Linked DNA regions of Homo sapiens: region 1 is linked to region 2. The links are chromatin loops, found by intact Hi-C in ENCODE. Cell type or tissue: tibial artery. All regions are shown on one strand. Links, peaks and the distances in the headings refer to the core of each region. The heading gives the core; the rest is flanking DNA. Region 1 overlaps SVEP1 (sushi, von Willebrand factor type A, EGF and pentraxin domain containing 1). Region 2 holds the start of LOC124902247 (a long non-coding RNA gene).

What was found. Hi-C counts contacts between places; a loop is a spot of excess contacts. Peaks named below come from ENCODE experiments on the same cell type or tissue, not always from the same donor. Only the 100,000 strongest peaks of a DNase experiment are listed, where the experiment ranks them.
Region 1: it touches region 2 in a loop (2.3-fold over the local background); 18 of 110 quality-filtered maps call a loop at or near these places.

The regions. Positions count from the first base shown.
Region 1 is chr9:110,450,047-110,455,436 of GRCh38, forward strand. It overlaps SVEP1 (sushi, von Willebrand factor type A, EGF and pentraxin domain containing 1), which reads right to left. Exons shown (of 48, transcript NM_153366.4): 23 at 1,243-1,356; 24 at 13-214. Among named protein-coding and RNA genes, the nearest start is that of TXNDC8, 110 kb to the left of the region's middle. In tibial artery, for the core only: a CTCF peak has its summit at 2,363 (motif pointing right); no DNase peak of the experiment used is centred there.
Region 2 is chr9:110,596,633-110,602,022 of GRCh38, forward strand. It overlaps LOC124902247 (a long non-coding RNA gene), which reads left to right and starts at 2,832. Exons shown (of 3, transcript XR_007061730.1): 1 at 2,832-2,896. In tibial artery, for the core only: no CTCF peak of the experiment used is centred there; a DNase peak (open chromatin) is centred at 2,812.

The sequences.
Region 1 (5,390 bases), core at 86-5,085, 150 kb before region 2:
TTAGCCTTTTACCTGAAGCTATTGGCACCGTCTTTACAGGTAGCTCCATTTTTGCATGGCTGACTGAGACACTCATCGACGTTCTTTCCACATCGGGTACCCAAAAATCCAGGTGGGCATTTGCACAAGAATCCCCCAACCTGGTCTTCACAGACTGCATTATTTAAGCATGGGTTTGACTGGCATTCATTGACTTCTGTTTCACAATGCAGGCCTGAGGATGGAGAAGGAAGAGAAACAGCCCAAATGATTAACTCCCTGGGAACACTGTAACTAAAGTGTTGACTCCCTGGAGGATGCTGCTTCTAGAGGATTGGAATGGAGGCTGTGGAGCCCATCAAACTGGTTTGAGATCCATTCTGTAATGGGCTCTGGCTTTTGTAAGTCATTTTTTTGTGGACTCTGAGTTTTTGATAATCTGTTTTTTTTTTTTTTTTTTTTGAGACAGAGTCTTGCTCTCTCTCCCAGTCTGGAGTACAGTGGCGCGATCTCGGCTCACTGCAACTTTCACCTCCTAGGTTCAAGCGATTCTCCTGCCTCAGCCTCCTGAGTAGCTGAGACTACAGGCACCCACCACCACACCTGGCTAATTTTTGTATTTTTTTTTTAGTAGAGACAGGGTTTCACCATGTTGGCCGAGGTGGTCTTGAAATCCTGAGCTCAAGTAATCCACCTGCCTCGGCCTCCCAAAATGCTGGGATTACAGGCGTGAACCACCATGCCCAGCCGATAATCTGCTTTTTTAAATCTTACTTTTTGTTGAAATTAAGTTTGGTAATAGACATCTAATTGAGATAATGTTAAGAAATAAAGCTAGTAAATTCCATTCAAAACTTGCCTGTTTCTTTGATCTTGCCTTTTTCCTTCACTGGACACTTTCTTGGATTTACTCTTTAGAAATTAAGCATACACTTTTAAACCATATTATTGTACATCTGTTTGCAATATGATATTACATGATTTGTCTCCAGTTCCTTCTTGAAAGTTTGCCTTTACACACACACACCACATACACAAATTATTTTTTGCTGAACCATTTGAGAGTAAATTGCAGACCTGCATGCCCTTTTACCCCAAACCCCTCAGTGTGTATTTCCTCAGAAAATGAGGACTTTCTCTTACATAATCACCATACAGTAATAAAATCCAAAAATTCACATTAATATATATGTTAAGAAATGTACTAATTTGTGGTGGTTTACAAGATTTTAAGACAACATAGGAAGACTGGAAACATCTTACCTACAAATCCTTTCACACATGTGCAACGATAGCCAGCCACACCATCAACACAGATTCCTTTATTTAAACAAGGACTGGAGCTACACTCATTTATATTTTCTTCACACCGCTGACCTGCAAAGAATCATTCATCTTTGAGCTGGAGAAAACTTGACAGAACTTTAAGACCAATAGTTTCCAAGCAAGTTGTTCAGGCATTGGAATAGGGAAATTGGAAATCATGGCTAACATGTTTGTGACAAACATGTTGAAATAAAATGTTTCTTCTATTCTGTGAACTGCAAAATTTTTCTAGCAAGAAACCTAACATATTCAGCATGCAATGGAAAATGATAACCACGAATATCTGACCATATTTTTTTTAGTGAAAAAGATGTGTGATTTTGTTTTAAATTTTTTCTCCTTATTTGTTTGCTAGTTGTTCTCTTTTTGAGTTTATTCCCTTTAGAGTTAAGTGGTAACAGTTACAGCATTACAGTTACAAAGTTGGCAAAAATTATGGGAGAAATATATTGAATGAAGAAAATAACTCATTTTCTTCTGCAAATTAGGGAAACACAGCCAAATTTCTGTGCAGCTGTCCCATGTTTTGTGTGAACATAATTTGGGAACAACTAATGTTATTCATAGCCTTTATTTTACACATCTAGAAACAGATCCAAAGAGGTCTGTGACATTGCCAAGGACAGGCACAGAAATGAGCCTAGAACCATAAATCTTCATGTTCAAGAAAAGACGTACAAAGACTCGTTGGGTTGAAGAGTTCAAGGATGCTTAAATTTATAACTCATGGCATTATGTAACACATATCTAATAATTTATGTACCTTGACATTAAAATATGCTAAAAGGAAATTTCATAATAAAGGTTGTTTTTTGAGAACAGTAAATCTAACATAAAATCTACACTTTCATACAGACCATTATGAACACTTGTTTTTTCACAGTAAACCCACAAAATAAATTTAATGTCTAATAAATAACATACATAATACATTTCACATCTAGTAAATGTATATTTATTTTATTTAGAAACTTGGTTCTACTTTTCTCATAGTATGTGTCTGCCATTCTTGTCACAAGTTTTTACTATGATTCAACACCAGGTGTCGCTAATATGAGATTTGGAATTTTAAATAAAGAATTGTAGGATACAGGTGCATAATTTTAATACTGTCTAAGGAAATGCAACCATAGGCAGACGGTGGAGAGGAAAGAGCATGAGAAAGAAAATGGAAACCAGGCAAGCAATCTGGATGTGGTTCCAGCTGTTGAATACACACCCTTGGTTAGGGGTGATGAGTCTGCTGGTCTGCAGTTGGTCTCACAGCATGTGGACCTCTTAGAATATAAGCTGAGAGAAATTTGTTTCAAGATATGTGTGATGTGGCCCCTAAATGCAAGCCACACGCTTTGGTGTTCATAAGATAAAAATGATTTCTTCTGTTGTTGAGGTAAAATAGGCATATTTCTAAACAGCATGCCTGTCCACTATAATTGATAGAGTATGCTATCACTTTATCAAGTGCAATATCAAGTCCACTCTACTTGATGGCTTATTTGAAGGATTTTCAAGGCAACTTTGACTATTTAAAATGTCTCCCTATATATAAACTTTCAAATTACACTTCCAGATGAAATGCAATTTTACTGTATAAACTCAATATATCTTTTCATAAGCCTGGGACTACCAGTGTTGCATGGATGTGAAATAGAGAAAATATATGAGTTGTTCCAAATGATTACTACTGTAAGTTATGTTAAACATTTTTATGTCTTTATGGAAGTTGTTTTTAGATACACAATAAAATTATTAGAATCTGGTTCCTTTGAAATGTTATCAGGATTTTACTAAACTTTTTAAAATATAGAAAATTATATACCCACACATATTAAAATATATATTCAGATATCTTTTTAGTATAATAATGATGAGTTAGGTACAATGCTGGATGATTTAGATGATCTCAGTACTCTCCATAATAATATTATGGGGTCATTACTATTTATAAAGTAGTAAATCCTAGTCTATTTTATTAGAATATATCATCAATATTATAATAATTATAATGTGGGTTAACAAGGGAATTGAGAATAAGATCACTGTTTCTGAACTATTTTTGTGAGAAGGTGCTGGAAGCTGCGACTCTTAAGATATACACTTAGAGAAATCTCCAAACTGCTTTCCAGAGTGGCTGAACTAATTTACATTCCTAAAAAAGTATATAAGTGATCCATGTTTTTCTATAACTTGCCAGCATGTGTTATTTTTTGACTCTTTAATAATAGCCATTCTGGCCAGGGGCGGGGTGGCTCAGGCCTGTAATCCCAGCACTTTGGGAGGCTGGAGTGGGTGGATCACTTGAGGTCAGGAGTTCAAGACCAGCCTGACCAATATGGTGAAACCCCATCTCTACTAAAAATACAAAAAATTAGCCGGGCATGGTGGCATGCGCCTGTAGTCTCAGCTACTTGGGAGGCTAAGACAGGAGAATTGTTTGAACTTGGGAGGCAGAGGTTGTAGTGAGCCGAGATCATGCCACTGCACTCCAGCCTGGGCGACACAGCGAGACTCCATCTCAAAAAATACAAAAATTAAAAAAAAAAAAAAGCCATTCTGACTGGTGTGAGATGGTATCTCACTGTCGTTTTGATTGGCCTTTTCTGATGATTAGCGATGATGAGCTTTTTTTCATGTTTGTTGGTTGCTTATGTGTCTTCTTAGAGAAGTGTCTGTTCATGTCCTTTGCCCACTATTTAATGAGGTTATTTGTATTTTGCTTGTTGATTTGTTTAAGCTCCTTATAGATTCTGAATACTAGGCCTTTGTCAGATGCATAGTTTTCAAATATTTTCTCCCATTCTGTAGGTTTTCTGTTTACTCCATTGATGCTTTCTTTTGCAGTGCAGAAGCTCTTCGATTTAATTAGATCCCACTTGTTAATTTTTGTTTTTGTTGCAATTGCTTTTGGGGACTCAGCCATACATCCTTTGCCAAGGCCAATGTCAAGAAGGGTATTCCCTAGGTTTTCTTCTAGGATTTTTATAGTTTGAAGTTTTACATTTAAATCTTTAATCCAAGTTAATTTTTGTATATGGTGAAAGGCTGGGGTTCAGTTTCATTCTTCTGCGTATGGTTGGCCAGTAATCCCAGCAATCCCATTACTGGGTATACATCCAAAGGAAAATAAATTGTTCTACCAAAAAGACACATGCACTTGTAAGTTCATCCCAGTGCTATTTACAATAGCAAAGACATGGAATACACCTAGGTGCCCATCAATGGTGGATTAGATAAAGAAAATGTGGTACTTATACATCATCGAATATTATGTAGTCATAAAAACTCCACAAAATCATGTCGTTTGCAGCAACATGGATGCAGCTGCAGGCCATTATTCTAAGTGAATTAAAGCAGGAACAGAAAGCCAAATACTGCATGTTCTCACTTAAAATGGGAGCTAAACATTGAGTACACATGGAATAAAAATAGGAACAATAGATGCTGGATACTATTAGAGGGGAGAAGAAAGGTGGTGTGGGCTGCAAAACTACATATTAGGTACTATTCTCACTACCTGGGTGATGGAATTATCTGTACTCCAAACCTCAGCATCATGCAATATATCCATGTAACAAACCTGCACTTGTACTCTCTGAATTTAAAATAAAAGTTGAAATTATTTAAGTCATAAATAAAGACAAAGATTTTGAATGCTAAAAAATAAGATAACACTTAAATATGTATTTATTTAAGTTAAAAGGAGAGGCATAGTGGTCCATAACAATTTCAAGGATACATGCGCCTGAAGTCCACAGTTAGTAATAATTATACACACACATATTCACACACACACATGAACATCCACAGAAATTGGCATATACACTTCATAAATTCAGTAAAATACTAGTAAAAAGCTTGGGGATGACCTTGTATTTGTAGTAGGCTTTACATATTTTCTGTCATTTCCTCACCTCCATTTTTACTAATGAAGAAACAGGTTCAGTGAAGTTAAATGTCTTGTCCAAGGTCACACATCTAGCTGGCAAAGATGGGAACACGCCTGCTTGTTTTATAAAGCAATTACATACTGCCATATTGATATCTTGTTCTCCTTACATAACCGGAAAAGGACAAGAACACTTTCC
Region 2 (5,390 bases), core at 118-5,117:
AGCAATTATTAAATCTTAAAGCTCCAAGAGAATCTCCTTTAACTCCATGTCTCACATCCATGGCACATTGATGCAAAGGGTGGGCTCCCATGGCCTTGGACAGCCCTGCCCCTATGGCCTTTCAGGGTAGCGTCCCCTTCCCCAGCTGCTTTCACTGCTGGCTTTTCCAGGCATGTGGTGTAAGCTGTCAGTGGATCTAGCATCCTGGGGTCTGGAGGATGGTGGCCCTCTTTTTATATCTCCACTAGGAAGTGCTCCAGTGGGGACTCTGTGTGAGTGTTTCAACCCCACATTTCCCCTTTGCACTGCCCTAGTGGAGGTTCTCCATGAGGGCTTTGCCTCTGCAGCAGAATTCTGGCTGGACATCTAGACATTTCCATATGTCCTCTGAAATGTAGGTAGAGGTTCCCAAACCTCAGTTCTTGACTTCTGTGCACCCATAGGCCCAACACCATGTGGAGGCCACCAAGGCTTAGGGCCTGCACCCTCTGAAGCAATGGCCTGAGCTGTACCTTGGCCCCTTTTAGCCATGGCTAGAGCTGGAGTAGCTGGGACACAGGGTACCAAGTCCCTAGACTGCACAGAGCAGGGGGAACCCTGGGCCCAGCTCATGAAACCATATTTCCGTCCTAGTCCTGTGGGTCTGTGATGGGAGGGGCTGCCATCAAGATCTCTGGTATGCCCTGGGAGACATCTTCACCAGTGTCTTGGCGATTAACATTTGCCTCCTAATTACTTATGCAAATTTCTGCAGCCAGCTTGAATTTCTCCCCAGAAAATTGGTTTTTCTTGTCTATCACATCATTAGGCTGCAAATTTTCCAAACTTCTATGTTCTGTTTCCTTTTTAAACATAAGTTCCAATTTCCGATTATCTCTTTCAGGTTTAAAGTTCCACAGATCTCTAGGGCAGGGACAAAATGCCTGCCAGTCACTTTGCTAAAGCATAGCAAGAGTGACCTTTGCTCCAGTTCCCAAGAAGTTTCTCATCTCCATCTGAGACCACCTCAGTCTGGACTTCACTGTCCACATCATTATCAGCACTTTGATCAAAACCATTCAACAAATCTCTAGGAAGTTCTAAACTTTCCCACATCTTCCTATCTTCTTCTGAGCCCTCCAAACTGTCCCAACCTCTGCCTGTTACCCAATTCCAAAGTAAAGTTGCTTCCACATTTTTGGGTATCTTTATAGCAGTACTCCCTCTACCAGTACAAATTTACTGTATTAGTCCATTTCACACTGCTACAAAGACATACCTGAGACTGGGTAACTTCAAAAGGAAAGAGGTTTAATTGACTCACAGTTCCACACGACTGGGGAGGCCTCAGGAACCTTACAATCATGGTGGAAGGGAAAGCAGGCATGTCTTACATGGTGGCAGGTGAGAGGGAGCATGGGTAGGAAGTGAAGAGCCCCTTCTAAAACCATCAGATCTCAAGAGAACTTCCTCACTATCACGAGAACATTACGGGGGAACCACCCCCATGACCTAATCACCTCCCACCAGGTCCCTCCCTCAACACCTGGGGATTACATTTTGAGATGAGATTTGGGTGTGGACACAAATGATTTCTGCCTTAATTTCATTATTTACCCAATAGTCATTCAGGAGCAAGTTGTTCAAGTTCCATGTAGTTGTATGGTTTTGAGTGAATTTCTTGGTCTTGAGTTCTAATTTGATTGCACTATGGTCTGAGAGATTGTTATGATTTCAATTCTTTTGTATTTGCTGAGGAATGTTTTACTTCCGATTATGTGATCAATTTTAGAGTAAGTGCCATGTGGCGATGAGAAGAATGTATATTCTGTTGTTTTGGGGCAGAGAGTTCTGTAGATGTCTACCAGGTTCACTTGATCCAGAGCTGAGTTCAGGTCCTGAATATCTTTGTTAATTTTCTGTCTTAGTGATCTGTCTAATACTGTCAAATGGCAGCCTGCTCCTTCCTCTGGAAACTCCATCTCAGATGGGTATCTGCCTGTTGTGGGCCTGGACATGCCTGTAGCAGGTGGTTGGAGACCTCTGTTGGGAGTTTTCACATAGGAGGAACAGGATCAAGGAACCATTTAAAGAATCACTCTAGCACTTTTGGGTAGAGCAGGTGTGCTGTGTGTTGGGGATCCCTTCAGTCCCAGATCGCTGTGGGCTCTTCAGGGCTGGCAGCCTGGATTGACTGAGAAACTCGAATAGCCAAGATGGCAGCCTGCCCTGCCCCCCAGGCACTCCATCCCAGGAGGAAGTTAGAGCTTTGTTAGCCTTAGAACATGAGCGGGGAGTGGGTTGATGTCCCAGCTGGGAGGACCTGCCCCATGAGCAGGAGTGGATCGGGGATCCCACTTAAAGAAGCAGTCTGGCCACGATCTGGCAAAGTAGCTGTGCTGCACTCCAGATACTGTTTCTCATCTGGACCATTTGGAGTCTCCAAAGCCACTGAGCTGGAATAGCTGAGTCGACCAAATCACAGAGATTGTGGCAGCCCCTCCCCACAGGAGCTCCATTCCAGGGAGAGATCAGAGCTCCGTCCATACAAAACTTGCTGGGGGTGCTGTAGCCCCAACAGGGAGGTCCTGCCCGTTGAAGAGAAGTGGACTGGGGTCCTGCTTAATGAAGCAGTCTGGCCATGATCTGGCAAAGCAGCCGTGCTGCACTGGAGGACCCTTCCTCTTCTGGACCATTTGAACTCTCCAAAGCCGGTGGGCTGGAAGGCTGAGTCTACCAAACCACAGAGATGGCAGCTGCCCCTCCCACTGGGAGCTCCATCTCAGGCGGGCTCCACGCTGTTGCCATTGGCTGGCTGGAATTCCAAGCCAGTAGGTCTTATCTTGTGAAGTGCTCTGGAAGTGAAGCCCACAGACCGACGCTGCTTGGCTCCCTGGATTCAGCCTCCTTCCTAGGGGTATGTACCGACCTCCTGCCTTGCTGAGGATCCTAGGGCCGAATATGTAAAGCTCCTGGGTCTCTGTGCATGCCTGAGCAGCTGCTCTGCCGAGATTCCGCATAGCTCTGTGTGTCAGACCCAAGGCCCTGGTGGTGTGTGCTCACAAGGGGATCTCCTGATGCAGGGGTTGCAAACATCCGTGAAAGAGGCCTGGTTTCTCAGGCATGGTTGCACAATCACTCACGGCTTCCCTTGGCTGGGGGTGGAGGGTTCCCTTGTCTCTGTGCCACTCCCGGGTGGGCCATCGCTCCACCCTGCTTTTCTTATTTCTTTGTGGGTCAAATTGATTGCCTAGTCAGTCCCAGTGCAAGATCCCAGATATTTCAGTTGAAGGTGCTGTATTTACTTACCCCTTATTCTGCTTTTTTAAATAGAGCTTTTACAGATAAAATTTTCCATTAACTAAATCTATGTGTAGTATCATTATTATTTTCTAAACAATCTATAATTGGAGTTTATTTTCCTCTTTTGCCCAGAAATTATTGAAGTAATGGTGTGTTTTATTTTTATGTTGTTTTTTTAACTTCAAGTGTTTATTTGTATGTTTTTTTTGACCTATTTTAAATTAATTCCTGACTTTATTTCACTGGAGTTAAAAACAGGCGTGTACATCCTCTGATCTTATTGAAATTTCTTGTGGCCTACTATATGACATGCAGTAAAACATACCATTAGATTTTGAGAAAAATAAACACTTTTGGTTGTAAGATATGTATAATTTATCTTATAAATCAACTTTATTACATACATTATCCAACTACTCTATATCCTTAGTCACTTTAATCTATTCCATCTGTTTGAGGCTGAAAGTCTGTTAAAATCTAGTACAGTTTTTGACCATTTATATTTGTATTTTTCCAGGGTTTGCTTTATATTTTTATGATGTTTTAAATTTTATGCATAAATGCTCATATTTACATATTACTGTGAATAAACATTCATTTATTAACAATGTAACTTCATAACTTTAATAGCATAAAACCAGTCTTTATTCATCTAATATATTTACCTTGAATTCTATCTATGTCTGGATGACACTGCAGCTCTTTTTTTTTTTTTCCAGGAATGAAGAGTTTAATGTAGGATGTAGACTTTATATGGTAGTTGGGAGAACTGTAGGAGTGAGAGTCAGGGACATCACCAGCAGAGATCAGGGAATCTGCCACCACAGATCTGTGTCTGAAACAGCTGGATGGCACTTCAGCTTTTATTATAATATTACTATTATTATTATTATTATTGTCATCACCATCATTACTATTTCCGATTTGCTTGGATATTTCTTTACTCTTTCTTTTTACCTTCTTTTTTAGTCTTTGTCTCTTTGAGATGCATTAGGATATTAACCCATTTTCACGAATTATTTTAACTAAAACATTTAGTTTCCTGTCACTTTATTCCAGGTTCTTTGTTTTTAATGCATGTTTGCCGCCTTCCTTTGTTCCCTTCCATTTTCTTTGCAGGGTAGATTGGACTCTACTCCTCAGTTCCATGGGAGGCATTGCTTCAACACCCCTTAATTTGGGGCTCAGCCTTGTGACTTGCTTTAACAAACAAGATGTTCACAGAATCGCACAAGCTTGGGCTTGAAATGTATTAGCACAGTGAGCTCTCTCTTGAACCTCTGTTCTTGCCATAAGAAAAAACATGCCTGTATTAGCCCATTGGTCCCAGGAGACAGCAGGGAGATAAGGAATGCAGAGCCAAGTCTCCGTAGCCCAGCCCATAATAGCCAGGTGCAGGAGGGCCCCCAGCTGAGATGAGTAGAGCCACTCCTCCAAGCTGAGCCACTCCACTAAGCCCAGCCAGTGTGTGCTTATGATCGCACATACTAACATTTGTGGGGTTTTGTTGTTGTTATCTCATTTGTGTATGCGTAGATGTATGTGTGTATTCATCTCTATGTGAATATAGATAACAGACAAATTGTATAACCATGAACTTGGATGTTGTGGCAAACACTGTTAGTTGAGTCCCCAGTAATCATACCCATCCCCTTTACCCTTGACAGGTTCTCACTACTACAGTGGCTGAAGAAAACAGAATCTTATTTTCTCAGAACCTCCACTTGCAGGACATGGTCATGTGATCCAATTTGACCAAAGAGACATAAGGGGAAGTCAGTTGGATGCTTCTTGGAAAGGTTTTTCATCCCTGAGAAAGACAGGGAGTTCAATGAGACCTTTTCCTCAATGGTTCTCTCCAGTCCCTTTAATACAAACACCCTAGTTTCTGCCTTTTGGGGGGCCATGTGAGAATATAATGCCCTGAGCTGTCACAGTCTGCTTGTGACCTGAGGTGAAAGGGCTCGGAATGAAAAGCTAGCATAGTTCAATTCCCACCTATGAGTGAGAACATGCGGTGTTTGGTTTTTTGTTCTCGCGATAGTTTGCTGAGCCAACTAAAAAAAAAAAGCTAGCATAACACTGGTAACTCACAGAGCCAACTCTAG